Linked DNA regions of Homo sapiens: region 2 is linked to region 1. The links are chromatin loops, found by intact Hi-C in ENCODE. Cell type or tissue: gastrocnemius medialis. All regions are shown on one strand. Each heading gives the region's core, and the rest is flanking DNA. Links, peaks and the distances in the headings are about the cores only.

What was found. Hi-C counts contacts between places; a loop is a spot of excess contacts. Peaks named below come from ENCODE experiments on the same cell type or tissue, not always from the same donor. Only the 100,000 strongest peaks of a DNase experiment are listed, where the experiment ranks them.
Region 2: it touches region 1 in a loop (6-fold over the local background); 2 of 110 quality-filtered maps call a loop at or near these places.

What each region holds. Positions count from the first base shown.
Region 1 is chr1:61,036,377-61,051,661 of GRCh38, forward strand. No RefSeq gene overlaps it. Among named protein-coding and RNA genes, the nearest start is that of NFIA, 39 kb to the right of the region's middle. In gastrocnemius medialis, for the core only: a CTCF peak has its summit at 6,756 (motif pointing left); a DNase peak (open chromatin) is centred at 6,745; H3K4me3 peaks cover 1,109 bases; H3K27ac peaks cover 1,967 bases.
Region 2 is chr1:60,894,990-60,910,274 of GRCh38, forward strand. All of the region lies in intron 2 of LOC105378764 (a long non-coding RNA gene), which reads right to left. Among named protein-coding and RNA genes, the nearest start is that of NFIA-AS2, 68 kb to the right of the region's middle. RefSeq lists an enhancer at 8,246-8,779. In gastrocnemius medialis, for the core only: no CTCF peak of the experiment used is centred there; DNase peaks (open chromatin) are centred at 8,782 and 9,692; H3K27ac peaks cover 5,588 bases.

The DNA of each region.
Region 1 (15,285 bases), core at 3,414-11,413:
TAATCAAAAATAGGTGTTGAATCTCATTAGATGCTTTTTCTGCATATATTTAGGTGATCATATAATTTGTCTCTTTTATTTAATTTATGCAGTATGTTGGTTGAGTTTTGAATGTCCAACCAACCTTGAATTCCTGGATTAAACCCAAATTGGTCATGATTTATTATCCTTTTTCATATATTGCTAAATTTTTTGCTAATTTCTTAAAGTTTTTATGTCTATCTTCATAAGAGAGATTGGTTTATGATTTTCTTAAACTGTACTTATGAAGTTTTGGTATTAAGGTTATTCTGGCTTCATAGGGTATTACTGTCCCTTTTTCTACTCTGAAAAAAATTTTCAGAAGATTGGCATTATCTCATCTTTAAATGATAGAATTTGCTGGAAAAGCCATTTAGTTCCAGATTTTCTTCATTAAAAGGTTTTAAATCATGGGCTGGTAGTGGTGACTCACACCTGTAATCCCAGCACTTTAGGAGGCCAAGGCAGACAGATAGTTTGAGCCCAGGAGTTCAAGATCAGCTTGGGCAACATGGCGAAACTATCTCTACAAAAAAATACAAATATTAGCTGGGCATGGTGGCATGTACCTGGAGTCCCAGCTACTTGGGAGACTGAGGTGGGAGGATCACCTGAGCCCAAGAGGTCAAGGCTGTAGTGAGACATGGTCGCAACACTTCACTCCAGCCAGGGCAACAGAGTGACACTCTGCCTCAGAAAAACTAAGTAAATAAATAAAAGTTTTTAAATTATAGATTCAATTTATCTAATAATTATCAAATCATTTATATTTTTTCTTTCTACTATATCCATTTTGGAAAGCTTCATTTTTCAGCAAATTTGTCTATTTTATGTAAATTTTCAAATATATTTGCTTAGTTATTTATACTATCCTTTCATTAAATTTTTTAATGTGTGTAATATTTGTAATCATGACCATTTTTTGTGACATTAGATGTGTTTTCTGTTTTCTTTGCTTTCCCTTTTTCATGTTTTTTCCATGAGAGATTTATCAATTCTATTAGCCTTTTCAAATAAACTTTTGGATTTATTGATCCTCTCTATTCTGTTTTCTATTTCATTTGTTTCTGCTTTTATCTTTATTATTTCCTATCTTCTATTTTATTTGTTTAATTTGCAGCTCTGTCTCTAAATGTTCGAAATGGATGGTTAACACATTGATTGACAGCCTTTCTCTTTTTCTAATATACATCTTTGAAGCTATAGATCTTTCTCTAAGAATGACTTTAGCTGTATTACACTAGTTTTGATACATATTTTCAATTTTTTAGTTTAAATTATTTTTTAATTCTCATTGTCATTTCTTCTTTGAACTATGGGACTATAGAACAATATTTATTAATTTTCAGATAGTTGAGGATTTCCCATTCTGTTTTTGCTACTGATTTTTAGCTTAATTGCTTGAAATAAAAATTTTTGAAAAGTTTTAGAAACTTTCTTTATGGTCTATTAAGTTTTCCATGTGCTTGGAAAAAAATGTGTATTTTGGGATTTTTGTGTGCTTTATTTTACACATGTCCATTAATTTAAATGTGATTATAATGCATTTTAATCTGCTATATTCTTACTAATTTTTGGTCTGTGGATTCTCTTAGGTACTGTAAGTGATTATTAAAATTTCCCATTATACTATTTATTAGTCTATCTCACCTTTCAGTTTTGTCAATTCTTGCCTTATATATTTTTGTACTGTTATTAGGTACATTACAATTTCCTATGAATTAAATCTTTTTTCAGTGCAAAGTCTCTCTTCATCTCTAGTAATGCTTTACAATATGTATAACTATAGCAGTTGTGTTTTGGCTACTATTATGTATTTTTTTTTTATTTTTCTTCAACTTTTCTGTATTTTTATGCCTTAGGTTTGTCTCTTGTAAACATGGTAGATATGGTAATTTTAAAGTTTGTGTCTCATAACTCCTATATCTGGAGTCCCAATAGATCTTTTTCCATTCCCTGTTGATTTTGCCAGTTCTCGTTCCTATCGTCTTATGTCCTTATATGCCTAGTTGTTTTCTTATTATGCAATAGTTTTTGTATTTCAGAATTTGTTCATAGAATTAATTTGAGGTCTAGGATGATGTTATCTTCCCCAGAGAGGATTCCCATTTGTCTCTGCCCTCAAGCCATAATCACTTCAATCCAATTTAAAGGTGATTCAAGACTGATCTTAGTTCCTGTGGGGCCTCTCTATTTCTGGTTCACCCACACTCCCAGGGTTCAGACCTTCCCAGCGTTGTAACTCAGGCCTCCCAACCTGAGCAGGCACTGATGTTTAATTTCTGTTCCCCAACCTTAATCCTTAGCCACTCTCTCTAGAATGGGCAAATAACCCTAGTGGAAATTAGGCCCAAATGCTCTAGATACTGGCCACATAATTCTTCCCTACCTTGCTAGTTCTCCAATGCCTTAAGGCGGATGTTTTTATATTCTTATCAGCTTTTCTCATTGTCCTCAGGGGGATGATCAGTCCAAATTACCTTGTCACCATTACTAGATAGATGTACACTCTGCTCTGTTGATTTTGTTTTTAATATACAGTCATGCATTGCTTAACAATGGGGATACAATCTGAGAAATGCATCACTAGGCAATTTTGTCATTGTGTGAACATCATAGAGTGTACTTGCACAAACATAGATGGTAGAGCCTACCACACACCTAGGCTATATGGTATAGCCTATTGCTCCTAGGTTATAAACCTGGACAGCATGTTACTGTACTGAATAGAAAATTGTAACACAGTGGTAATTATTTGTGTTTCCAAACATAGAAAAGGTAATGCATTGTGCGAGGATGTTAGGACAGCTATGGCATCACTAGGCAATAGGAATTTTTCAGCTCTGTTATCATCTTATGGGACCACTATCATATATGCAGTCATTAGGCAATGCATGACTGTAAATAATTTTACACTATGTTCTTATTATGTTTTCTTATTATGATTGCTTCCTTATTATGAAAGTTAGACATTCCCACTTTTAGAAATTTAGCAAATACATGGCCGGGCATGGTGGCTAACATCTGTAATCCCAGCACTTTGGGAGGCCAAGGCAGGCAGATCACTTGAGCTCAGGAGTTCGAGACCAGCCTGGACAACATGATGAAACCCCATCTCTACTAAAAATACAAAAATGAGCCAGGTGTGGTGGCATGCGCCTATAGTCCCAGCTACTTGGGAGGCTGAGACAGAAGAATTGCTTGAACCAGGGAGGCAGAGGTTGTAGTGAGCTGAGATTGTGCCACTGTACTCCAGCCTGGGCAACAGAGCAAGACTTCGTCTCAAAAATAAAATAAAATAAAATAAAATAAAAATTTAGAAAATATAAACATGGAAAGGAAGAAAATAGAAATCACTTATAATTCCACTTTTCTAAAATATATTTCCTACTGGTCTATTTTGTATGTATATATACAAACATTTTTAACAAAAATGAGATCATGCGGTACTTACTACTTTATAATGTAATTTATTCATTTAATATATCAGAGTATCTTGATGGTTGCATGGTTTTCCAAGGTATGTATATACCACAATTCACTTAAACAATTATTGAATATCAGAATTTTTCCAATATTCAACATTATAAAACCATTGTCACAAACATTATTTTGCTAAATATTTGAACAGTTCATGATTATTTCCTTAGGATTAACTCCTAAAAGTAGAACAGATAATCAGAAGATATAAGGCATTATATATACTGACAAGTTACCCTCCAGAAGAGGATTACCAATGTACATTTCTACTAGCAGTGTTAGAGAGTGATATTGTTCCCTTCCGACAACCAGATTGGAGCTACTAAGCAATTAGTCGCATACCAACATAAATGAGATTTACCATCTTAAAACAATTTTAAAAGGATTTTTAAAGTTTTCTGTCCTGGATTTTGCCATGATTGTAACTGATTTCTCCCTTAATAAGGAAAATAAGCCATCAGCTCAGAGACCAGAGGGATTTAGGAGCTTAGCAATAAACCATCAACCATTTCCTCTACTGGGAGTCTGTATAAAAGTTGGTTTATTGTCATGGAATATGATGCAGCCATAAAAACAAATGAGATGGCACTCAACTCACAGAAAGTAATCTCTAATGATGGGCTTTCCAACGCTATATGGCCCCTATACTAAGGAAGTAGCTGGCATCTCTCATTTTATGCCCCCATACATCTACCCAAACTGAGGAAAGAGAAATTCTACAATATCAATATGGAGAAGGAAGGCTATGGTTCTCTGTGTACTTTATAAAGAGTATTTTGTTCTATGCTCATTATTGTATATCCTGGGAAGCCTAATTTTAGTTTTATTTGAAGATGAAGAAAGAGAAACATTAAGCCACACATGCTTTTCATTTTTTGTACAAATTTATGGTGTATGTGTGCAATTTTTTTGTTTTTCTGTTGGTTTTGTTTTGCTTTGTTTTGTTTTTTTTGAGATGGAGTCTCACTCTGTTGCCCAGGCTGTAGTGCAGTGACACGATATTGACTCACTGCAACTTCTGTCTGCTGGGTTCAAGCGATTCTCCTGCCTCAACCTCCAGAGTATCTGAGATTACAGGTGCCTGCCACCACGTCTGGCTAATTCTTGTATTTTTAGTAGAGATGGGGTTTCACCATGATGGCCAGGCTGGTCTAAAACTCTTGGCCTCAGTGATCTGTTAGTCTTGGCCTCCCAAAGTGCTGGGATTATCGGTGTGAGCCATGGTGCCCAGCTGCAACTTTGTTACATGCATAGATTGCAATGTGGTCAAGTCAGGGCATTTAGGCTATCAATCACCCGAATAATGTATATTGTATGCATTAACTAATTTCTTATCACCCCCCCCCCTTATTCTCTCACCTGTCTGAGTATCCACTGTCCATCATTCCACTCTGTATGTCTATGTGTACACATTTTTAACACTCACTTATGAATGAGAACATACAATATTTGACACACATGCCTTCTAAACTAGGTATTGATGAAATAAAAACTTAGTTTCAAAGGCTTATTTTTCTTGGTGTATTCACTGTTGTGGAATTACCCTGTGGAAATAGCAGATAGCTGCTTCTGGAATGTATCGTGACATAAACCGATAAATTCAGCAAAGACATCTACCTGTCAACTGACTTTTATACTCCAATTATGTTATTTTAGTTTTATTTCTAAATATTATTAGACAATAATTAGAAATATTAAATTATTGGCCGGGCGCGGTGGCTCACACCTGTAATCCCAGCACTTTGGGAGGAGGGCGGATCACAAGGTCAGGAGATCGAGACCATCCTGGCTAACACAGTGAAACCCCGTCTCTACTAAAAATAGAAAAAATTAGCCGCGGGTGCTGGTGGGCGCCTGTAGTCCCAGCTACACAGGAGGCTGAGGCAGGAGAATGGCGTGAGCCCGAGAGTCGGAGCTTGCAGTGAGCCGAGATCACACTACTGCACTCCAGCCTGGGCGACAGAGCGAGACTCCTTCTCAAAAAAAAAAAAAAAAAAAGAAAAGAAAAGAAATATTAAATTATTAAGGCCCTGGTTTAATCCATGAGACAGTAGATTACAGCGGTAAATAGCATGAGCTCTGGGGTCAGACCGTAGGAGTTTGGGAAAGTGACTTCTAGACAACTTTGAGCAAATTACTTAGCATCTCTATGTCTGGGCTTCCTAATCTGGAGAATGAGGATGACAGTGGTACACATTTCAGATGGTTGCTTTGAGGATTAAATGAGATAATACCTGTAAAGTTTAGAACAATGCCAGGCACATGGTAAGGCTTGGAGTTAGTTATTGTAGAAGGGGCTCTATAAATAAATGTTTAATTGAAAAAAATCAACAGTCCAACTGGGGGTGGCAGTTAACCACTCTTACCCCAAAATGGAAACCTCTTGCTATTGGAATAACTTTCCAGAATAAAATATATGAAAGAAAACTTGATGAAATACAGGCATTAAATGTTATCACATAACCATCCGTAAATTCTGGGTTTCCACAAAGCAGTTCTTCCGAATCATAATTAAGGGTTTGAAAGTCAAATGATTTAACTGCTAGTTTTAATTACCTCTTGGTGAACTTTAGTGTGTTAGAATTGTCACAACTTTCCTTGAGGATTACTCTGAAGTCAAGCAATACAGTGGGAAATTATTAACTCCTACTTTGGTACAGCAATTATCTGCATTACAAGGTTTATGCAATTAGCTGTTTAAGATGTCATTATATTTTGCCATCTGGTACACAGGAGTTTATGCATATGAACAGGCACGTGTTGAAGTGATTTTCACTATATGACTTGTTCTCAACCCAAGTCATCGCTCTAATGAGGGGAAGTTGCCGTGCACCGTACATTAGTGGCAGGTGCACACTATCAAGCTTCATTTTCATCGAAGACCTTCATTTTTCCATTTTAAAGTATTCTGCACAAGTGCTGGAAAATTAATTAGTCGTTCTCAATTGAACAACGCCTGCAGACGTGTTCTTTAGCAGTTAGGCGGGGGCACGGCTTCAGGTAGGGGCCACTCCTCCTCCTCACCCGGACGGCTGCAAGGAACCCTCATTCTGTGCAAAGCCAGGGCGCAATCCTGTGCAGTAAACCTCCCCTCGCGAAGAGGGAAGCGGGGTTCGCTGTTGCACCCCAGGCCGAGCGCCCTAGGGGAGAGGGCGCCGCAGCGAGTCCCGAGATCCGAGCCCGGCCTCGACGCCGGAGCGCTCCCGGAGCTGGTCCTTGCCCGAAGCGCATTAAAACGGCGCCCTCTGGTGTCAGCTCGCGGCGGCCGGGTAAAAGCAGTGGCGCTGGGGGTAGAGTTCTACTCGCCACCCTGTTCGCAAACTGAAAGATCCCCGAGTTTAGAAAGTGTCTTGCCGCTCTGCGGACGCTGTGTCCGCGGCCCCGCTGTCGCGCAGAGCTGGGCTGCGATCAGAAAGTCCGGCTCCCCTGGCCCCAGACAGTGGCTCCCGGGGGAACCAGCGTGGAGGGTGAGGAGGGACCTGGCCTTCGAAGGCAGGAAGGACAGAACCCCCAAGCCACGACGGCAGCGGGGCGCGGGGACGGCCGGGCTCCAGCCACAGAGGCCCGAACTCGGCCCGCACTGCCCGGCGGCAGGCCGCGAAGGAGCCCCGGGTAGTGGGGGCGGCAGGAAGGAGAGGCGCGCAGGGCCTTCGGGGCCTCCCCAAGCCCCGGGCTCCCGTCTGGGCTTTGTGGGTTGGCGGTGTCTGAATCGCCGACGGGCCGAGCCGTGCCGGGAAGGCGCGCGGCCCCGCGCGGGCACCTGGCCGAGGCCGCCCCGCGCTGCCATTGAAATGTGACACTGATGAACGAGCTAGGCCCGCGGCTTTCTTTGGGAGAGTTGGAAGTCGCCAGCCGCGAGATCTGGGGCTCTCAGGTTCCCTGGGAAACGTTCTCCCCGCACCCCACTGCCTCCACCTTCGGCACTATTGCTATCCTCTCCCATTTCCCCCCAACACACACACACACACACACACACACACACACACACACACACCCCTCACGCGTTTTCGAGTGCCAGACCAAGAGTCTTAAGTTCAGCTCCAGGAAGACAGGGTAGTGGCGGGAAAGAACATTCTGACGACGGGGAAGTTTGAGTTGGTTGGGGCTGAGTCAATAAAGTCGCCCCTTGAGCCTTTTGTTTTGAGGCTTTGATTGCAACGGCGCCTTTCGCCTTTTATATTTGGGGCCTGGTGGGTGACAGTGAGGGGACAGAGGAAGGGGACGAAGCACGTGGAACCTGGCCCCTTTTGGGATGTTTCTGCACCAGCTTTTGTTGGGGGAGAGGATGGGAAGGGAAGGAGGGAGAGTGGGTGCCTTACAGGCAACCAGCAAGGATTTCTTGAGAGACAACAACGTGCGGAGCACTGAATCAGGCACCAGCAGCGCTTATTGAGAATGAGAATAGGATCTTGCAAGCTGATTAGCGAGAGAAAAATTCAAAAAAGGGACAAATTGGTTAGATTAAGTATCCAAATAGATGCAGCAAAGCTGAGTAAACAAATCAAGGATGGGTATTGGAATTGGCTAGTGGAGTCTCAGAGCATCTGTGTGTGGACATCTCCGTGAGTCCATTGCAGTTCAGAGGTTGTTCTATGTAGGCTCAGCCTAGAAAACAGATACTTAATAAAGTTCGAGATGACGTTGTCAAAAAAAAAGAGCCAATCATTCCGGTTGGAAGATAAAGTTGGACAAGTAAATCAAGCCCAGACTGAGAAGGCTGAGGGGCCCAGAATCTAACGGATAATCTACTGGCTTTGGGGCCAGACTAGCACAGAAGCAGCCCTATCCAAGCCTCTTAGGAATTGTAACTATGAGTCTCTGTTTCCCTCCGTGAAATGGGGATAATTATGCCTTGGTATTGTGAGGATTACACAGGGTTAAATGAGACAATGTCCTTGGGCCTAAATACTTTTGGTATTGATATAACCCCTCCTTCTCTTTCAACCATTTCAGAATCGTTCCCATGATCCCTAGGCTCTGGGCATCTTCAGGAGTTCTTCAAATAAATATGTGACTATGCCCATCTTGTTTATGTTCAGTCAGCTCTGTTGCCTCAGACACTCAGCAGTCCATGTTTTACTGATACCTTTTGGAGCCTCTAAATTATTTGAAAACACTGAGTTTTTACTACAGGCTTCGGTAATTGACTTTCGGAGTAACCGGCCCATGAGACTGGTCCATTTAATGTCAATAATAAGTAATATCAGTTTATTAGACTCTCACCAGTGGCCCTTACTGAACATTCCATCCTCCATGATCAAGAGCAGCAGTTCAGCTTCTTAAGCAAATCTTATTCCTGTCTGTTGTAAAAAGTCATTTCACTGTAATAAGTATCTGCTTTCCCAAAGCTGAAACTACACAGAACAGCCTGTGCCCTGCAATTGACTCAGGGAGATACCCACATTCTGAAGTACTGAGACTGGGACTTGGGAAGGTCAATGCTCTGATTCAACACAGGTGATATGAAGAACAGTAATGAGTTTCAAAGTGGCCTATAGGCCTGGTGCGGTGGCTGACACCTGTAATCCCAGCACATTGGGAGGCCAAGGCAGGTGAATGGTCATAAGTTCGAGACTAGCCTGGCCAACATGGTGAAATCCTGTCTCTACCAAAAATACAAAAATTAGCCGGGCGTAGTGGTACATGCCTATAATCCCAGCTACTCGGGAGGCTGAGTGAGGCAGGAGAATTGCTTGAACCCAGCAGGCAGAGGTTGCATCGAGCTGAGATCACACCACTGCACTCCAGCCTGGGTGACAGAGCGAGACTCTGTGTCAAAATAAATAAATGACCAAAGTGGCCTATAGACTGGATCACAGCTCTGCCCTTTATTTACCAAAAAAAAGCCCTGGATTGCTCATTTTTGGGAAATGGTACCAAAAAGAAGTAGCTAAGGTTTCCAGAAATATACCTATCCAATCCACACTCTTACACCAATCAATGTGTGTTTCCATGACATGGAAGTCCTAAAGTCTGTTCTCAAGTCACCCTAGCTATGTGAAGATGATGAAATGAGAAACATTAAAATTCTAGAATGAAGATAGTAATTTCAGGAAGAAAATTTATCAGCTTAATGTTTGAGCTAGGGTATATGTTCTTTGAACATTATCCTCATGATTTTATTATAACGAAACTAAGGCATGAACTTGAAAAATGGGAGAATGGGAGAAAATTTTACCCTAAAACTAATAATGCAAATGTTGGGAGAAATACTCTTGTATTTCTCCATATTTCTGCTAGCACCTAGCACCTAGAACAGTGTAGAATATACAAAATACATTCCATTAATATGTGTTGGTTTCAACTGGTTTTTCTTTACAAAGCCCCCTTATCTAATTACCAACTGGTCCCCAAAAGCTAACAATCTAACCACCCAACCTTACATTTGGTAACTTTATAGTGTTAGTTACACAGTAGGGTTTTCCTGCTAACGAATCCTCTGTGGCATCTGTTTCAAAATGAAAATCTATTATATTATTAGAAACACTCTCAGTGTAAAGAAACCAGAGATGAATTGCCAAAGTCTGAGCTCACGATATTGTGTTGGCAAGCAAAAGCATCATGGCTGGACCCAGTGGGAGAAAGAAGATGGAATGCACACCTTTACATCCAATGCCCAACTCAAACCCTTCTATCAGTAACTCCACACCTTTTGATGAGTTCAGTTGTTTTGGGGGATGGAAAGGCGTTTTCTGGTTAGGAATGATGAACGGGTTGGTTTGCTACTTAGGTAAGTAAGAAGAAGGGGAACTAATGAGTAATTGTTGCACAATGACAAAACAACACTCCTGAAAGAAGCATAATTTGCTTCCCTGAACAATCCAGTCCTTTCATCATAAAATGTTCCTATTACATGGATACAGACCAGCAAAAACATTTGCTATACAAAAACACCTATTGTAAATAATTTCCATAACCAGATCGACAAAGCTCTATGACTATAGTTTAGATGCCAGGATTTGACAATAGCTAGATTATACTAAACTTTTCATTGTAATGTATACACTAAAATGACATTTGGTCAGTTTGGTCATAAAATAAATATAAATTATTGATATTTATAAAATTACAAATTCACTCATTCTTGGTTTCTCCCAATGCACCCCTGCTCCCTTCTTCCATCATCAATATTTTCCTAGGAAACATTATAATCTACAATTAACTGAGGCTGAAAACACCATCTTTTACCACATCTTTAGTGTAGCAAAAGTACCGAGCAAGCCACCCTTCTGCCTGATCTTTCTTGATAACTTTTTTAAGTACCCTAGAGCCAGTTGGTGCGTTCTTGGCTGTAATGCAGCCAAGTGGAATGCATTACATTCCACTTGTAATGCAGTGGAAGACACCTGGGTGTGTGCTGGGAGATCTGGGCTCTCCATAACCTGGCTCTGCCACTTCTCTATGAGACTTTAAGTGACTCACTTGATCTCCCTGAACCTCTCCTTCCTCTTCTGTGATGACAGAAGTTAGTCTTCCTTCACAAAGGTGTTGTGAGAATTATACGACACTTGATATTTAAAATTCCTAATCTAGTAATCTAGCACACAGTAGGTAAACTTAAAGGTAGATTAATGTTAAAGTTAGATTCTGACTGGACATGGTGGCTTGAGTCTTCAGTACCAGCTACTCAGGAGACTGAGGGAGGAGGATCCCTTGAGACCAGGAGTTTAAGGCTACAAGTATGCTATCACCGTATCGGTGAACAGCCACTACACTCCAGCCTGGGCAACATAGCAGGATCACAACTCTAAAAGAAAAAAAAAAAGGTAGATTCTGAAATATAGTGAAATACAGATCTAGGGCTCCTAGAGTAAAAAAAAAAAAATTTTTTTTTTTTTTTGAGACAGAATCTGGCTCTGTCGCCGAGGCTGGAGTGCAGTGCTGTAATGTCAGCTCACTGCAACCTCCACCTCCTGGGTTCAAGCAATTCTCCTGCCTCAGCCTCCCAAGTAGCTGAGATTACAGTGCCCACCACCACACCCAGCTAATTGCTAATTTTCGTATTTTAGTAGAGACAGGGTTTCACCCTGTTTTGGCCAGACAGGTCTCGAACTCCTGACCTCAGGTGATCCACCTGCCTTGGCCTCCCAAAGTGCTGGGATTACAGGCGTGAGCCACTGTGACCTGCCAAAAAATATTTTTAAAAGCAGAAAAAATACAGCAACTATGGCTTGCATCCCCATGTCTTTGTTTCCTCATCTTTAAAATTGGGATAATGGGCCAGACGCAATGGCTCATGCTCATAATCCCAGCACTTTGGGAGGCCAAAGCAGGAGGATCCCTTGAGCCCAGGAGTTTGAGGCTGCAGTGAGCTATGATTGTGCCACTGCACCCCAGCCTGGGTGACAGAGAGAGACCCTGTCTTTAAATAAATAAATAAATAAATAGGGATAATGTATACCATATGAGATTGTGAAAATGATAATTAAATCATTTAATAGAGGCAAATGATAATAAAAATAGTAAATAGTAATAGTAAGTCATCCACAAATATAAGATGTTGTTTGGTTTTTTTGGTTCGTTTTGTTGTTGTTTCTGAGACAGTTCTAGCTTGTCACCCAGACCGGAGTGCAGTGGTGCCATTTCAGCTCAATGCAACCTCAGCCTCCCAGGCTCAAGCCATCCTTCCATCTTGGCTGTCGAAGTAGTTAGGATTACAGGCATGGGCCACCACGCCCAGCTTTTTTTTTTTTTTTTTTTTTTTTTTTTTTGTAGAAATGGGTTTCTCTGTGTTGCTCAGGCTGGTCTCCAGCCTCTGGGCTCAAGTGACCCGCGCACCTCCCAAACACTGGGATTACAGGCTTGAGCCACCACATAGCCATTGTCTTTTTTTTTTTTTTTTTTTTCTCTGAGACAGAGTCTCACTCTGTTGCCCAGGCTGGAGCGCAGTGGTGTGATCTCGGCTCACTGCAGCCTCCACCTCCCAGGTTCAAGTGATTCTCCTGCTTGACTACTGAGAAGCTGGGATTACAGATGTACCACCACGCCCAAGTAATTTTTATATTTTTATTAGAGATGGGGTTTCGCCATGTTGGCCAGGCTGGTCTCGAACTCCTGACCTCGGGTGATCCGCCCACCTCGGCCTCCCAAAGAGCTGGGATTACAGATGTGAGCCACAGCACCCGGCCTACAGCCGTTGTCTATGAGGAGATAAGCTAGTTATCAAAACTCCCCATAACCCATCCTGTTTCCTACTCAAACACTGAAACCTCTTAGCTCTCTCCCACTTCCTCTAAGGCCCTAATCTTCAAGGAACAGAAAGAAGCTAAACAGTCTTACAAGTTAGATTTCTTAGAATAAAAGATGGGTTTTCACATTAGAAATAGGTGAAAGTTGGCTGGGTGCGGTGGCTCAGGCCTGTAATCCCAGTAATCCAAGCACTTTGGGAGGTCGAGGCGGGCAGATCACCTGAGATCAGGAGATTGAGACCAGCCTGGCCAACATGGTGAAACGCTGTCTCTACTAAAAAATACAAAAAATTAGTCGGGCATGGTGGCGCGTGTCTGTAGTTCCAGCTACTCAGGAGGCTGAGGCAGGAGAATTGTTTGAGCCAGGGAGGCAGAGGTTGCAGTGAGCCGTGACCGCGCTATTGCACTCCAGCCTGGGAAACAGAGAGAGATTCCGACTCAAAATAAATAAATAAATAATTAAAAACTATTTTTAAAAAAGAAATAGGTGAAAATTCCTTAGAAGGCACCTACAGCTTCTTACCTACATCATCTCATTAAATTCTCACAATGACTCTATCAGACAGGTACCACTATTCCCTCTTTTGAGGGATGAGGAAACAGAGACTCAGGGAGATAAAGTAACTTGCCCAAGGTTACACAGCTATTCTCAAGGAAACGTAGTGCATCCCATGAAAATAGCCTGGAGTCGAGATACTGGAGTCAAAGTGCAGCCAAAATTGTCAGGGTGCAACCTGCCTGTCCAATCAGAGCTGCTACTTCTTTGATACTGGAATCCCCCAATTCCTGAAATTAACACCCAGTTCTCCACTCCCCAAAAGCACACGCTGAGTGCCCTCAGGGCTCTTGCTGTTGCCAACGGACCTATAACTCGGTACAGGCTCAGGCAGCTGAGAGGAGGCTGTGGACACAACAGGCCTTGCTAGGCTTGCTGGGACGGGGCCACATTACTTTGCAGGCGCGTCTTTCTCCTGCCTGCTATCTAGAGCTCGCCTGTAGGTGGCGCCCTGCTTCGCTCAGGGGAATTTGGAGGGCGAGGACACGGGTCACCAGCTGCCTCCCCTGAAGGCCAATTTAAGTTGTCCCCTGGCTTGAACTGAGCGCAGGAACCTCGGTGATGGGGACATGCCCCCCTCCCCGCGCGCTCTTCCTCTCCCAGCCCCCCTGCCCTCCCCTCTCCAGGGGCTGGCGGGCCCGCGCTTCCTCCGAGGTCGGGCTACGCGGCGCGATCTCCAAGCGCTGGGGCCGAGCTTGGCGCTCCGGGGCGGCGCTTCGGTCCCCGACCCTCGGGCCGGCCCGCTGGCCCCCACTCCGCTTCCTCCCGGCACCCGCTTCGCCGGCAGCTGTAGCGGAGGTGGAGGGATGGGGGACTGTGACCCCCGTGAGTGCCGGCGGGGCGGGGCAGCTTTAAAAACTTCTGAAAGGCCTGGTTCAAAGCCTCAAAGGATAGAACTTGGGCCGGAAGGCGGTTTCCACGGAGGGGCCTAAAAGGGGGCTGGGGGTGCACCTGCAGGGCCAGGAGCTGCGGCTTGGGAAGGGGGGCCCGGTCACCGCGAGCGCCGCAGTCCCCGCCCCGCACTCGCCGCCCCTTGGAGCCGCCGCGGCCCCGCCCGGGCCCTGCGCTTTCATCCTCCCCACGGGACAGCGGCCGCGCGGGGCGGGGGCGGCTCTGGCCGGCGCGCTCCCGGCGGGGTCTTCCTTCCCTCCGGCCCCTCCCTGGGAACCCGAGATTTCGCCGCAGAGCTGAACTCCCAGATTTTAACCCCAACCCCCCCGGGCGGGAGGCCGCGGAGAACCGGGAGTCGCGACCGAGGAAGCGTCCCCAGTCACCTCCTAGCCCCCCACACAGAGCCCCGGGGAGGGTGAGGAGGAGGAAGAGCGGGAGGAAGACCCGCGCCGGTGGGTGGGGGCAGGGAGGGGGCGTCCGGGGTCGCAGGGCGGCGCTCCGGAGAGTGGCCCCGGCGGCGTCCGGAGTCGCTGCGGCCGCCGTGCCACCTCGGGCAGGTGGGGGGGGGAATGCGCGGCCGCCGCCAACCAGGGTCGCTCCGCCGTAGACGCCGAGCAGACGCGGTCCGGCGCTCGGCCGGAGAGCCGGCTAAGGGGCTTTTCATTAGCACCGCATTAGGAGGACACTCATCCTCCAGAGTCCTTCCCGTGGAAGCTCTTGAGTGAATTAGGTAAATGATTTGCTCCATTTGTAGTTTCTGAAGATATTTTCTCAGATCTTCAATCGAGCGCTTTAGCCGGGGAGCATATCTGTGGGGGCCTCCTTCCCACTACCTAGGGTCTCACTCGGTGACAATTGCTGAGTCAGTGAGGACGTGTGGGGAAAGGTAAAAGTGGAATTGAGCAAAGCTGAGTAATTTAGCTAAGGAAGAGAAATCGCTACTGAAAATAGAATAGTTTAAAAATAAACTACATAAAGTTTATTCTTTTGCTTGGAGTCCTGCTCCTTGATCCGAGAAGGTAAAATCCATCAGAGTTGGGAGTTCCCTCCCCCCCATTAGCATTTATTACACTTTTTCAAAGTTACTGAAAGACTTCTTTTAGTGAATTTTAAGAAGCAATCGTGGTTGACATTACAGGCATCAAAGGT
Region 2 (15,285 bases), core at 4,426-12,425, 140 kb before region 1:
AAATAGCCAGAAAATTAAAATTAAAGTGGTGTGTTTACTCCATTTGGCCATCCAGGGTAGAAATACAGCTTTATTGGTGCTGTTCGCATTTTTCAAGGGTGGATTCTTGGAGATATTTTTATTGAAAGGGTCCAGTTTCATCCACTTTTTTAGAAATCAAATCAATATATCCATATGCCCTCAAACAAGGAAGAAACCTCTGGACTATTTCTGTTGAATTCCTTTGTACTGTTTTGGGTCGGAATTTGTTTTCTCTCTCCCTGTCCCTCTCATGGCTCCTAAGGCGGTGACTGAGGTTTTCAGGTCTGGTGATTCACTGGCTTGTCCCTCAACAAAAAATAAAAACACACACAGCTTCCAAAAAGGGTTGGTCGTGGGGCTTTATCAGTCTTCTTTGGCTTAGTTTGAGGTTTTTGGCCATTGAAATGAGATGACGCTGCTCTCGAAATGTCTGGCAAGTTTTTCATGATATGTACCAAACTCTAACAGGGAGAGGATCCCGATTTGATGTAATTTCATTGCAACAACACAGCAGCACCACTTTTCACTCTTCCCCATCCCCCCATGCTTCTCCACACTACACCCCCCCCTCCGCCCCCACACCACAACCCCTCCTGCCAATCCTCTTCAGATTAAAAGGAAATCCAAGGGAAACAGGGCACAATGGGGGCAGATGAAAGTCCACAGTCTTTAGTTTCTATCTTTCCTTCTTGTGTCTAATTTTCCGCTTCTTGGTTGTTCTGATCTCAGCTATTTGCAATAGTTATATATAATTTAACATTATACAAAAGTATTGTCATATCAAACATAGTGAAATGGATTCCAAAAACACCATCTGGTATTTGGGAATGCACTGTGAGTTGGGAACGTGAGAAGAGATATTCTTTGCCACTTTGCTTGGGACCCAGCCATTAGCAGTGTAATTGCCAAGAAAAGGTGACAGGCTCCAGGCTTAAAACAAGTGGGTTCCTCCCCCACCAACCCCCTTCGCCTATTAACTCTTGTGAGTCCTAAGCCAAATTAAAAAGGACTCTGAGGACAGAGCAATGGAGAACAAAAAGAAAAGAAAAGAAGAAAAAGAAAGAAAAAGAACAACAGAATCTAATGAAAAATAGAGAAAAATATCTGCTGCATTGTTGTCATCATTGTTTTGTGAAGACAGTAGAATAAGAGGAAGTAAAATGAGTCCGATACAGGAGGGTGCGAACTGGGGATCAGGTTAATTGTGCTTTAAAGTTATGGGGTCTTTCAGTGGATTTGCATGATGAGAGTTTTAGTCCAAAGCCTGTTTCAAAATCCTCATTAGTTTTCTCTAATCCACCTAAAATTATGAAGGCCTGGATTGTGAAGGTCATCTGTGATGATTCAACCCTGTTTAATTTCATGGGGGTTTGCACCCACTTCTCTATATGAAAAAGAGAATTAATAATTTTGAATTGTCTTCTCTATCGACAATTTTGGGGACTGTCATGGGAGAGAAACAAAGAAATGCAGACTGTACACTTTTATGTACTTTGCTTAACCAATTTGAAATGAAAGCAGTTTTTTTTGTTTTTTTTGTTTTTGTTTTTTTTTTGTTTTTTTGCATCCTGTGTACCAAGGAAAAGGAGTTAAGTGACTGGACAGAAATCAGAAAGAGGACTTCTTAGCAGGAGATAAAAATAAGGAAACAGCAGGAAAAAAAAAAGCATTTAAACCTCTCATAGCTATACTCAATCTGGCATTCACAACCTGAGTCTGTATCAGTTTGAAACTACAAAAATAGTTTACAAGGGTCACAGTCATTTTTTTCTACTCAGTGTGTCAGAAGTTGGGATGTGCGACCCAGAACTGCCATTCCATTACACAGAATAAAATGATATCTGGTGGGTGGATCGAAAGCTTGCCAAAGAAGACACAGTGAAAGCTAACCCTCTCAGTCTAGCTCCTGTTTTTAAATATTTATATCTCTGGCAGACTTTTTGGGGGTAGAGGAAACTGAAAGCTCTTTTGCTATCTGTCATTTCACCCAGGCAAATGAGAGAGAGTCTCACGACTTGATTTTCCTCGAGTTTGGCACCAGGAACAGGCGATGGCGTTTCTTTGGGATGGTGAATTTCTCTTTGTGGAAAAGTGGCCGGGACCAAGGATTTTTACAAGAGCCAACAGCCACTTTCCATACCCGCTTGGGGCAGGGCCAACTTCCCATTAGCACTGCTGTTACAGATCGGGCCTGCTTTGCAGCCGGCCAGTGCCAACTGTGGTCATGGCCTGTTAGGAAACCTACGAGGAAAGCCACCGTGAGCCTGGGGTGGTGGGAAGTGTATCGCTCTAGATCCTGGGCAATCTGGCTCACTAGCTTGCCTCTCTCGTGAATTCTCTCTGTGATCATTAGTTTTCTTCTTTTCCTCCATCCAACTCTTAATTCCCTTCCCCAAGGAATCGGTCTCCAAAGTCAATTGACTGCTGCTTTCTTCTCTGCCTCACCATCATCTATGCCCCTTCCTTAGTTCAGGGACTAGAATATTGCATTAACCTTCTAACTTTGTAGGGCAATACTGTAGTGTGTATAGCAGTGGTGAGGAGCAGGGGCTTTAGAATCCAATAGACCTGCATCTTAATCATGACTAGGCTACCTCCTCATCGTGGCCTCTGCCACAAAATAGGAGAATAGCTTATTTCTAGCAGGAATGTTGCATGGACTGCATGAAACAGTCAGGAGAGGATCTAGGACACTAGCAGTCACCTAGTGAGCACTCAGAATACTACAATTGTTCTTAACATAATCGACTAATGCATCCAGTTACATCAGAGAGCCTTTTAATGCATCCCTTTTCAGTACCAAGTATCGTGTTATGCTAAGGATGCAGATAGATAAGATGCAGAACCTGCCCTCAGGGAGTTCTCCATTGAGAGACAAATTCATCAACTAAAAAATCTCTGTAGCTTTCTTCCGCTACTCACATGCTTTTTAATTTCCAATTTTTATAAGATTTTTTACAGCATTGTTTGGCAATAACAAAAACAACAACTGTAATAGTAGCGACCACTGACCTGACCTTTCCCATGGGCCAGGCCCTATAATGATACATCTGCATCTATTACCTATTTTGTTCTTCAGATATATGCTACCAATCATGATTAGCAAAAGAAAAGCTGGGGAACTGGACACACTAAGTAACTGTCCTGGGAATACACAGCTGTGATACGTGTGAACCAATGAAGAACAGGAATCATTTCTTTTTGTGTTCTTAGTTGGACAGATGAACCTGATTCAAAATTCCAGGATTCTATTCTGATACTGACAGTGGCTAGCTTGTTTCAGCCATAGGGACCATAAAAAGTATTCTTTCACCAATTTTTTAGCATGTACTATATGCTTTTTGATGCTCTGCTAGACACACAAATGATTCAACATAAACTCTCCCCTTAAGAAGAATAAGGACAGTGGAAGGGTAACAGGATGCATTAGAGCATTTCAGGAGATGGTGTTTCTCTACTCCAGCTAGGACTGGCCCAGAAGAGACTATCAGAAAGGGTTTGAAGTATGAGTGATAACGAATGTGCAGAAATGATGAGGAGAGGTGTTCCAGGTGGAGAGAAACATATGAGCAGAGGCTCGTAGATAGGAATGAGTCAGGTGTGTGCTGATAAGAGTTCAGGGCTCTTGCAACAGACCCAAGTTAATGAGGACATGAACTTGGACAGTGTCAGGACTGAGGGGAGAGAATGGGCGTCCGGGACAATGGTACCTTGCCAAATTTTATGTGCAAATTTGTTGCTTAATAAATATTCCTTGATGAGGACAACATATGCTGTTACTTAATAAATATTCCTGATGAGGAAGACATGTGCTGAGCTGATGGAAAAAAAAAAAAAAAAACGTAATCACTCAGTGCTCAGTTTTTCTGTTCACTCCCAAGAAACCATTCATTGACTTAAGCAGCCAAACACTCATTAAGTAAATGCTCTGCACTACACTAGGCACTGAAAATACAAAGATGAACAAGATATGCTCTGTTCCTTTGAGGAGATTACAATCCAGGGGCAGAGGCAAGCAGATAAAGAAATAATTCTAAAGTGCTGTGGTAGGGCAGTACAAAATTATGAAGCAGGAACCCTGGGGGCCTAGACAGTGATGTGCTTAACGTGGCCTGGGGCAATGAGAGAAAGCAGCACCGAAAAATTGAGGTTAGAGTTAGGGATTGAAAGTCATACTCTTCAAAGCACTTTATGAATCTGCAAAGCACTGTATGAATGTTACCTGTCATTTTCCTATTATTTTTCACAACCACAACTTTGAAGTTGAGTCAGCCTAAGAGGTTGACTTTATTTTTAGAGGTGGAAGAATACCTTAAAAATCATACGGTCGGTCCACTGGTTTTCAGATATTGCAGGTGAATGTGTGTGTGTGTGTGTGTGTGTGTGTGTGTGTATTGCTACTTTATTAATAAAATGTTATTTCATAATTTAAAATTAATAATATTTACTTCTTCAAGTTCAGCCACAAAGAGCAATGAAGTTATTCTGATGAATGCTAACATTTGATATTGGAATTATGGATGATATTTGCAAACACATCAGCCTCAGTTATTGTCTTTATTTTGGCATTTTGATTTGAATGCCTGGCCTCACGGAAATTCTGATGGCACTGATAAGTAGTGAAAGTGGTAACATCTGTGGGCTTCTTGTTTGTTTGTTTTTTGTTAACAGCTTGACTCACAATCTCAAGATACTCTTCATTTAATCTGAGCCAGAAGCTTGAAGGCAAGATAGTGAGACACTTCTGTTTCAAAGTTGAACCAGTAACAATACCGATGATAGTCCTCGATATTCTTTGACATATATATGACAATCAGACACAAGGAGCCCAAAACTTGCACCAACATTAAATTTGTCTATAACATGTGATTCACGGGGATCAGCATGTCACAAGTTCACACACAACTGAATTAGATTGTTACAGCTTGACAACAGGACTGGCCAAGTAAATGAGATATTTGCCTGCCACTTATTTGGAGTACCTGTGACTCACTTGTGCAATTTTAGATTAAAAGTCTGAATTCCAGAAAGACCATTGCAGAGCTACAATCTTCCTAATCAACGACATACTTATAAGAAATTAGAATGTACATGCAGATAAGCATTATTATTTTTTAAACACCCAAGGGATTCCGTGGGCAGTGGAATTATTGGTCATTTGTGGTATTAGTATTTTTCTGTAATAAAAATTTGATGAAAATTATTTTTAAAATATTTCCACAGAGATTGTTGATGTTTTCTTCTGAGTGCATATAAAAATTAGTTGCCTAGCAGCTCAAATAATTACGTTGTCGGTCTCCAATATAAATATTATTTGTAAGAAAATATTTATTATAAATATTAATAAATATTTTATATTTATGTTAAAGAATATACTTAAGTCTCTGTGTGTATACATATAGAGACAGAGAGAGAGACAAGTATATTCTTTTACATAAATATGAAAAACAGACACAAGGAACCCAAAACTGACACTAACACTAAACATAGATTTTTATTTCAACTTTCAAAATGCAATCATGTGCTCTTTAATGACATTTTGGTCAATGACATACCACATATATGACAGTAGTCCCATAAAATTATAATACGGTATTTTTACTGTACCTTTTCTATGTTTGGATATGCTCAGATACATGAATACTTACCATTGTGTAACAACTGACTACAGAATTCTGTAGAGTAATATGCCGTACAGATCTGTAGCCTAGGAACAATAGGCTATGTCATATGGCCTAGGTGTGTAGTAGGCTATACCATCTAGGTTTGTGTAAATACACTCTATGATGTTGGCACAACAAAGGTGCCTAAGGACGCCTTTCTCAGAACGTATCCCTGTCGTTAAGCAATGGATGACTGTAGTTAAAATATGTTACGAAATGAAATTTGCATCTAACACTGCCACAACAAAACAATTTAGTTCCATAAAAACACAGCTTGAAAACCAATGGCCGACTCCTAGACTTCCCCAATGGATCATATGCAAGGTAATTTTAGGTGGTATACATTCTTTTTTGTTAATAATGGTATATTTTTTAAATGTGCATTAAATATTGACTTTCACATTTGCTATCATGATATACATTTTCTTTTACTATTAAATGACTTATAAAATTAAGAAAGGTGAGTTAATTTTTTGGAACTTTTATTTTTAGATACAGGGGGTACACGTACAGGTTTGTTACATGGGTATATTGCCTCAGATAATGAACCCAGTACCCAATAGGTAGTGTTTTGACCTTTGTCCCCATCCCTCCCTCTCCCCTCTAGGGTCTATTGTTTCCGTGTTTATGTTCGTGTGTGCTCCATGTTTAGCTCCCACTTATAAGTGAAAACATACAGTATTTTGGTTTCTGTTTCTACATTAATTCACTTAGGATTATGGCCCCCAGCTCCATCCATGTTGCTGCAAAGAATATGACTTCATTCTTTTTTATGAATGCATTGTATTCCATGGTGTATATGTGCCACGTTTTCTTTATCCAATCCACCATTGATGGGCACCTAGGTTGATTCCATGTCTTTGCTATTATGAACAACACAGCGATGAACATACAAAGTGCATGTGTCCTTTTTGGTATAATGATCTATTTCCTTTTGTATGTACATCCAGTAATGGAATTACCGGATGGAATGTTAGCTCCGTTTTAAGTTCTTTGAGAAATTTCCAAGCTGCTTTCCACAGTGGCTAAACTAATTTACATTTCCACCAACAATGTATAAGCATGCTGAAGTGAATTAATTTAAAGCAACTAATAGCACAGGTGAATACAGAAAAAAAATATGAGGGTAATAGATAAATGGCTGAAGTTTAGTAAACCTTAATTTAATATGTCCCACTTGTCAATTCAAGTGGGGAACTGGAGGACAAAAATGGTATTCTTTGGTGGTAAATGAGGACTTGCCCCCATTTATCCTCATTCCTAATCTAGGGGTGGTATCTTTTTCATGCTACAAGAGGTCAAGCATGCTCAGCCCCAAGCTCTAATGGTGTCATGTAACATATGTACCAAACCAAAAAAGACTTTTAAGTCTCAACTGACAATCTAAAACTAAGCCAAGACCAAATATCTGTAAGCACAACTTCCTTGGGCTTCCCTGAGCATATCTGGATATTTTCAGTTGCTCAATATGGAAAACAGGATACACAAACAGGCTTAAAATATAAAAGACTATATTGGTTCCTGTCACTGAAAAGTCCAAATATAGCATGGCCTTCAGTCATGGCTTGATCTAGCAACTCAGTCACCCAGATTCTCCATTCTGCCTTCCTTGGAGTTTTAAGGCAAGAATCTCCCTAGTCTCTTCCCCGTTTATATCTAACAAGAAACAGTCTCAGCATTCCCAGAAAAAAATAAAAATAAAAATAAAAAAACAAAGTCAGTCTGTTTGAATCCATGTCCATCCTATGACCCATTCTCAAACCGAAACTGTGGCCAGAGGGTAGGAGACAATGCTTGAATTAACACAGTCATGTGTCCACACCTGGAGTGGAACCTGGAACCCATAAGCTCTAAAAGGCAATTAGAGGTTGTTGGGATTGGAAACAGGTGAGAATAAAGGCTGGCAATGCAACCACAAATATGAGGAAAGAATAGTAATGTCACTGTAATGAAAAGTCTCAGATTTGATCTTGGAAAGATATTGGATACTTCCAAGGATTGGTCATAGTCTTCAGAGATATTTATGAAGTACTCTTATATAAAGAGAAAAAAGTGGTGTGTCTCTAGCTACCATAGATATGCATGGCCAATGTCCACCAGGATATCTGTATGAATTTCTTCTTATTTAATACCACTTTGGGAGTATATATCCCCACTACCTTCGAGGCTGGGTCATTGCCCTACTTAAGAATTTACTTACTAGTGGCTTTTTAAAATGAGAGGGTAGTGGTATAAAAATAATCCAATAGAATGTTATCTGGAAGCCAAAAAATAAGTAAATAAATAAAACCATAGTTTTGCTATTTGGAGTCGAGATTTAAGGTAGAGGAAAGTTAAATGGCTCTAAGAGGCAAAGAGCTGTTTTCTAATGAAGGTGTTGGCTCCCATCCTAGTTTGCCTTTTTTTTTTTAGGACTCCCTGCTAGCCCTCAAAAACCTGCCTTGAGGGCAAACTCTTCACAGTTCAAAGTTTTGCCCTCGGAAGTAAGGCTGCATTTTAATAGCAGCCAAAAATGGGTGCAATTCCTGGGTAAGTGAATTTCATCCAGCAGTAAGCAGGTAGAGACGGATTGGGGAGAGTTTTGGATCTTTCCCAAAGCCTCTTGAAAACGTAACATGTCAGTGGCTGCTTTCAACGTTTATAATTGGAAGACTGCGAATCATAGTCAACTGAAATGTATTAAGCAAGGTGCATTCGCTTAAATTATTTTATCTAACCCTCGCATCAAGCCCATGAGGTATATACTTTACCCCATTTCACAGATAAGTAAACAGAGGCTGAAGGAATCTCAATGACTTGTTCCCCAGCACACTGACAGCACACTGTTGCATGACCTTGAGTCAGTCCCTTCTTTCTCAGAACCAGGTCTCTGTCAAAGGAGGCCCTCGGCCCTGGGAATGCCTTCCCAGCTGCCTCTAGCCCTCCCAGGCCTCAGAATGCTTGTTTTGGGCCCTCCTCTTCCAGGCTGTGAGGTCCAGATCCTGGGCAGATGTCTCTCACCATATGCTGAGGGTGATTTAACAAGGCCAAATGGGCAGCCCCGTGGTTAGAGGCGCTCTCGTTACATATACGCCGGTTGCTGCGGCCTGGCCAGCTGTCCCAGCCCTCGCCCGCTCCTTCTTGGAGACAGCAGCCTGCAATTGCAGATGCCAAGCAGCGGAAGATATTTTTAAAGCTACAGCATCTGTCTCCTTGGCAGCCTCCACCCACTGGTGGGCCGGGTGTTTTGGAGTTGCCTTTGGGCACTTCACATGGTTTGGCATCTGATCCATTGTCTAGGCTGCCTTTTAGAGCTCAGCTTTTTTTGTGGGGTGGAGGGGGGGGTCCCCTAAAACCAACTTTTGATGATGACCTGGGTCTCCCCTCTCAGTGACATCAGTGTGTCTCTGGATCTTTTGTAATATTTTTTTTTAACTTTCCTTTAAAAAAAAAAAAGAAAAAACAAGTGATGAAAGAATGAAAGAAAGAGCATTTCCCCTCTGCCAGAGTGGGTTTGAATAGAAAACTGCCCAGTAGCTGTGCAGCTGCCCAAATCTCGCCCACCATGTCCACATTCTGACTAGTGCAGAACACGGCTTTCTTGGCATCCAAACTTCCCTCAGGCTTGACTATTCCTCAAATGTCTCCCTGGGGAGGTGAGGGATTTCTTTTTTCATTTTTCCCCGCTGCTTTTGCAAAAGACTGTGAAGCTTCCTGTCTACATGCAAATAGCCATTCAAAAAAACAGACACTGACACTTAATTCCCCCTGGCAAGCTGTATTAAGTTTTTTCCTTCTCTTAGAAAGGTGCATTTTAGGGAAGACCAGCTCCCAGCCTGCAAACTCAGGCCTGGGGACTTGGCCCTGTTTCAGAACACCAGTTTGAAGATGACTTCTAGTGAGGATTTCAGGCCTAGTGACAAGAAAATTATCTCAGTTGGGGCAACAGGCTCCTGTGTCATGGGGCTGGGCAAGGCACCAGCCTGCCTCTCACTCATGACTTGGCAAGAGTGCCGAATGTGGTCTTTTCTCCAGCCAACAGGCACAGGCAGTGGCTACCAGAGGATGCCAGTGGGCAGGAGTAATCACCAGGGCCCAGCCAGGCTGGCTAGAGGGTGGTGTTTTTAAGTAACCAGCATCACTGGGCACTCCTTGTCCCATTAAGCCACACTGATATAAGACCCAAAGAATCACTAACCCTCACCCCCACCCACAGAGCAGGAGTCTGGAGCTGACATAGGTAACTGGGGTGCATTTCTTCCACTTAAGGTCAATGAAAGATAGCAGTATTCCCGCCATATGATAAGGGAAATTTCTAACACTTCCTCTATACTGTTCTAAGTGCATTATACGTATTTCCCCAGCTAATTCTCACCACAACCCCATGAAGTTGCTATAATCATATTCTCTTTACTGATGAGGAAACCGGAGCACTGAGAGAGGCAGTAACTTACCCAAGGTCACCTAGCTACTATGGCATGGAACAAGGATCTCAAACCAAATGCTCCACCCCCAGAACCCATCTTCTTGACCCTAAAATAAAGATTGATAAAAATGAAGGCTGACTTAAGTTTTAATTCAACATTGAAAACCAGGCAACTCTGAGTTGTTGGTTCTTATTTGTCATCCTTAATTTGAAATGAAAGGGGATTTAAGAAGGGTGTTAAAGGTAGAATATGGGATTGATTCCAAGTATGTAGCCATTCCTGGTATTTTCACTGTGCTTACTGAAGCCAGTGTTCCTTCTTTGCCCCTGTTAGGCAGCAAGTTTGACCTCAGACTGGTGACCAGGAAGGAGCTTAATAAAAATGAGAGGTATTTGAACAGGAAGCCCCACCTGGGCACAGGCATTTCAGAATTTTTAGTGGCTGCAGGAAATCCAGTTAAAGCAGAGGCTACTTAAATGTATTAATTCATTCAATATATTTATTGGGTAACTTCTCTGTATTGGACATTGTTCTGGTTCTGCATGCTACAAATACAGCAATACAGAAAAGGTATAAGGAGTTCCAGGTAAGGGAAGGTTCTCAGTTTTGAATGGGGTGGTCAGATGAGTTTGAGTCTGAAAAGTTGGCATTTGAATAAGATGCTGAGGGAGGTAAGTGAGGAGCCATGAGGGTACCCAGAGGAAGAAAAAGAACAGCAAGTGCCAAGGTGAAGTGCAAAGGCAAAGTGCAAAGGTCAAATGCAAAAGCAAATTGCAAAGGTGAAGCACACCTGATCTACTCAAGGAACATCAGGGAGGCTGATGTGCTGAAAACAGAGTGAGTGGGGAAGAACAGTGAGAGATGAGCTCAGAGTGCTAATGGAGGTAGCAGAGACTGTAATCGTGATCTGTTTAAATAAGGGTAGTTTAATGAGCTATTCCTAGTGTACTCGGGTGAAGGAACAAAATTATCCAAAAGTCAAGGAACTAACAAGTCTGGAGGTCAAAGGAGAATGCAGTCTGCCCCTTCCTTGACTTGGTTTGGCTCTCCACGCCTCAGGATTTCCTTTTGTAAAGTAAGACTAGCCATAGGAATCAAGGCTTTCTACTGAGCAGGAAGATGTGGCAACTTCACAGGAATGCTAAAGGAGATGCTCACAAGGAGAAAGAAGGAGCCTCCTTTATGATTTAACACCCAAAACAATAGTTCCATTGCCTACTGTAGTGCCTGGAATTCCACCTTTAAATACCCAGCCCTTTAGGTTCTGAAGGCACTAAATGGAGGCGAGAGGGCACCAAACACAAACTGCACCTATTTCAAGATGCTGTCAAAAATCAGAATGTGCATCATCCTCTTAACTCTGTTCTCAAAATTCTTAGGCCTCCTTTCTAATGTCTCATAAATTCATACCCATGGAAATGCCTATCGAGTATTATTATACTTGGTTTCATAAAATGTTCAGAGCTACAGGGCCCCAAACTCTCACACTTAAAGCTTTTTAGAAAGATACCGAGGGTCTCCTCTGTGCTTTATTATTATTGTCTAATAGGCTTAGTGTGCAACAGTGCAACAGTCCAATAGGTCCAAGAAGAGGCACATTTTACTGAGTTTTACTTTCACATTGGGGCAATAAGACCTTATCTATCATTCACCAGCTGTGTGATCTTGCTGGGCTTCAGTCTTCTCATCCATTAAATAAGAATCACAGTTCTTACCTAGTAGTGATATTGTGACATTTAGACATTTAGTGACATTAGACACAATCTAGAAAAAAAAAAAAAAACTGGCAGCAAAGGAGAGAGGAAAGGAGACAGTGACACAGTAGGACCTGTGTCCTTCTCACCTAGGAAACAACAGAGTTGGCAGAGTCATTCATTCAGCACATATATTGTGAACACCTTCCAAGTGACAGTTGTTACACTAGCACCCACAAGCCTCAATATTTGTTTCCTCGTGGGGAAAATGTAAAGGATGGGTGCCTGAGATACACCGTGGCTTTAAGACTGCCTACTGGGTCTATTCTCTCTCACTGGGACAAAGGTGAATTCCAAAGCCTCTCTAGGGCAAGTTTCCATCTGTTGTTTTTCTCTTCCTAGCTTTTATTTATTTATTTATTTTTGAGATGGTGTCTTGCTTTGTCACCCAGGCTGGAGTGCAGTGGCATGATCTTGGCTCACTACATCTTCCCCCTCCCGAGTTCAAGCAATTCTCATACCTCAGCCTCCCAAGTGGCTGGGACTACACGCATGCGCCACCACTCCCTGCTGATTTTTGTATTTTTTAGTAGAGACGGGGTTTCACCATGTTGTCCAGCCTGGTCTCGAACTCCTGACCTCAAGTGATCTGCCCACCTCAGCCTCCCAAAGTACTGGGATTACAGGCGTAAGCCACAGCGCCTGGCCACTAGCTTTCATTTATTATTTTATTTCTGTAATTCTAGCAAGTCTTTTAAATTTGTTATAAAATTATAGCATCACTTTATACAGGAAAAGTCCACCACATTTCATTTTGATGGCCAACAGATGATAAACAAATACTCATGATTCTATTAACACTCTCTCTTTAATGCCCAATAGGCCCCTCCCCTGACTCTGTATGAGCTGTGGGGTCCCAGAGATCATTAAAGGAATACAAAGTGTTCACGTTATTAGCATGAGTTACCATTTATATAACATGTGACATACGCAAAGTATTCTCTGATGATTTTTTATAACTTCCTGGTCTTGAGCATGGACATTTTATTTATTATACAACTATATTGTTTGATTAAAACTGTGCTTTGGGGCAGATTAATACCGAAAACAATAGTTCCATTGCCTACTAGATCATACCAGCCCTAACCAGCCATTATTATAATGTCCTCCCTAGGAAGAAAATGTTTATTTGTTTTATTTATTTGTTTACTTGTGCATTTGGTATCAAAAGCAACATTTTACAAAGTACATGGCAAGAAAAGAATTACACTGGGGTTTTAGCCCAAAAAGTGTTGCATGGTCAAATAAGTTCAACAGTGAAATAGGCAACTTGTAAACACAACACAATTTTAGTTTGCAGCATTCCCTAAAATCACTGGTCAATTGAACAAGAAGAAAGGGTCTCATGAAGGGTAATCCTGAAGGCAAGTGTGGGCGTTTTGTTTCTCCTGATTTCTCCAAATCTGTTTGGTGGGAGTAGTAGTCATTCCCTTGCACCTGGATGAAAATTTTGGCAATCTTATGACTTTTCTGACATCTCTTAGCCAGTGACTCAACATAGAGATTAGAATCTATCCGTGGATGTTTCCTATCTCCTGAGCTGGCTGCTGTGGGCAGAAGACATGCCTTCACGCATTGGGAGTGCCTAGAGCTCACTTGCTCTGCCTCTCACAATCTCCCTCTCCTTTCCGTCTCTTCCTCCAGCTTGCTTATCCTGATGTCTGGCCCCTTCATGGTTGGGGCACAGGGTCAGGGATAGGGGCTAGAAAGGGATGTAGGAAAGTTCTTACTTAATAGGCATTTTCATTAGATGGCTTTGAGATCTCTGGGCCTGGCAGGAGTTGAGAGCTGCCCTTTTTTGGTCATGTGTACTTTCATGGGACTTTAGAGGGTCCCCTGCTAGGTCTGCCAGCTGCCTCTCCCTTGACTTCATGTCCCTCCTTCAGCGGACTGGGACTGAGTCCGCTCTCCTCAGCTGCAGCCGCTGATCCACATCACTGATGTCCTTGCTCTGAGGGCCGTCTCCACCGCCAGCTGCCCTTTGATGCCAGAGCCCTTTTGTAAAGGACCCTGCAGGAGAAAGATGGAAGACTCAGAGCAACTGAAGGGAGTTTCACGAAGGACTGGTTACAGGTGGAGTGGGCAGGGTACAGTGACACCAACAAGAGAGGTGACATGACCACACACTGGCCAGGCAGAGAGTTATCACCACCCTTAAGCCTAAGGGAACAAGCAAAGGGAAGCCCATAGGAGATGATCAACTAACAGAAGCCGGGGCCTTCCCTAGCTCAGTGTCTCGCCAACCCGCAACCCAGCAGGGGAACAGCCCAGGGAATGAATACACTGAGGTCACTCCTCCAGCTCTCCAATCTCCCTGGTGTCTCTTAGTGGCCAAACCCAAACAGAAAGCAGAGGGCAACCGAGTTGTCTCAAGGTGACCCCCAGAGGTCAGTCTCCTAGGGCACAGAGTGCAAAAGGGTGGAGAGAGATTTACTGGGGAAAATGGAGTATCCATTCCTGACCTCAAGGAGAGAACTTAACAGGTGTTCCAAAGCTTCACAGACTGGCCCCTGCCCACCACTTCGGCTGCTTCTTTGACTGTGTTCTCTCTTACTCTGCCCACTCCCACTGTTCCAGACATCTCTCCGTCACCCCAGTTGCATGCCTGTTCCCTCCACCTGCAGTGTTCTTTCTTCACTCTTCACCTGGTGCAATCTTTTTTCATTTTTTATGATTTATTTTAAGCATGACTTACTCAGGGAACCTCTCATTAAAAACCTATACTTCTTTTACACGTTGATTTGAGCATTTGGAATTCATTGATTATTTTCAATTACATTCATTTCTCTCTGCTTCTCCGGACACAAGCTCCTTGAGGGCAGGGGCTTTGTTTGGCCTCATCCACTCCTTTTTCCTAGAGCCTGCACATGGCAGGAGCTCAGGAAGAGTTTGCTGTCTAGGCCTCAGTGTCCTCAATTAGAAAAGGATGGACTTTTGATGCAGATGAAGTAAAAGGCCCCTTTGAGCTCTCCAATTCTCTGAAATGGAAATGCTTCTCCCACAAGTGAGTCCCTCTTGACTTCTCTGTCAAGAAACTTCTTCCAGGTTTATACATTAGCCAGAGAATACAGTAGGGGGAGAAGGTTAGGAAATCTCAGATTACTTACGAGAGGTGAAAAATAGCATTACGGTGGACGTATACAGTTTCGCAAGGAAATGAGCAATCTCTTCTTTGATGGAATATGTGAAAGCCAAACTGGAAGGAATAATTAGATTAAATAGTGATGTAAACTGGAAAGGAAGCATTACTTCCTGCACTGTACCAAATGTCTTACAGGTGTCAGTGGGACCCACCAGCTCAGTAATTAGGGTTTTAACTGTCTCCACTTAACTATGTGCAAGTGGTTGAAAACAGGAGTTTCATTGGGACCCCTGGCATCAGAACATTTTGGTGAAGTGAGCTTTGTTCTCAGTTACTCAGGGTAAAAAAAAAAAAAAAAC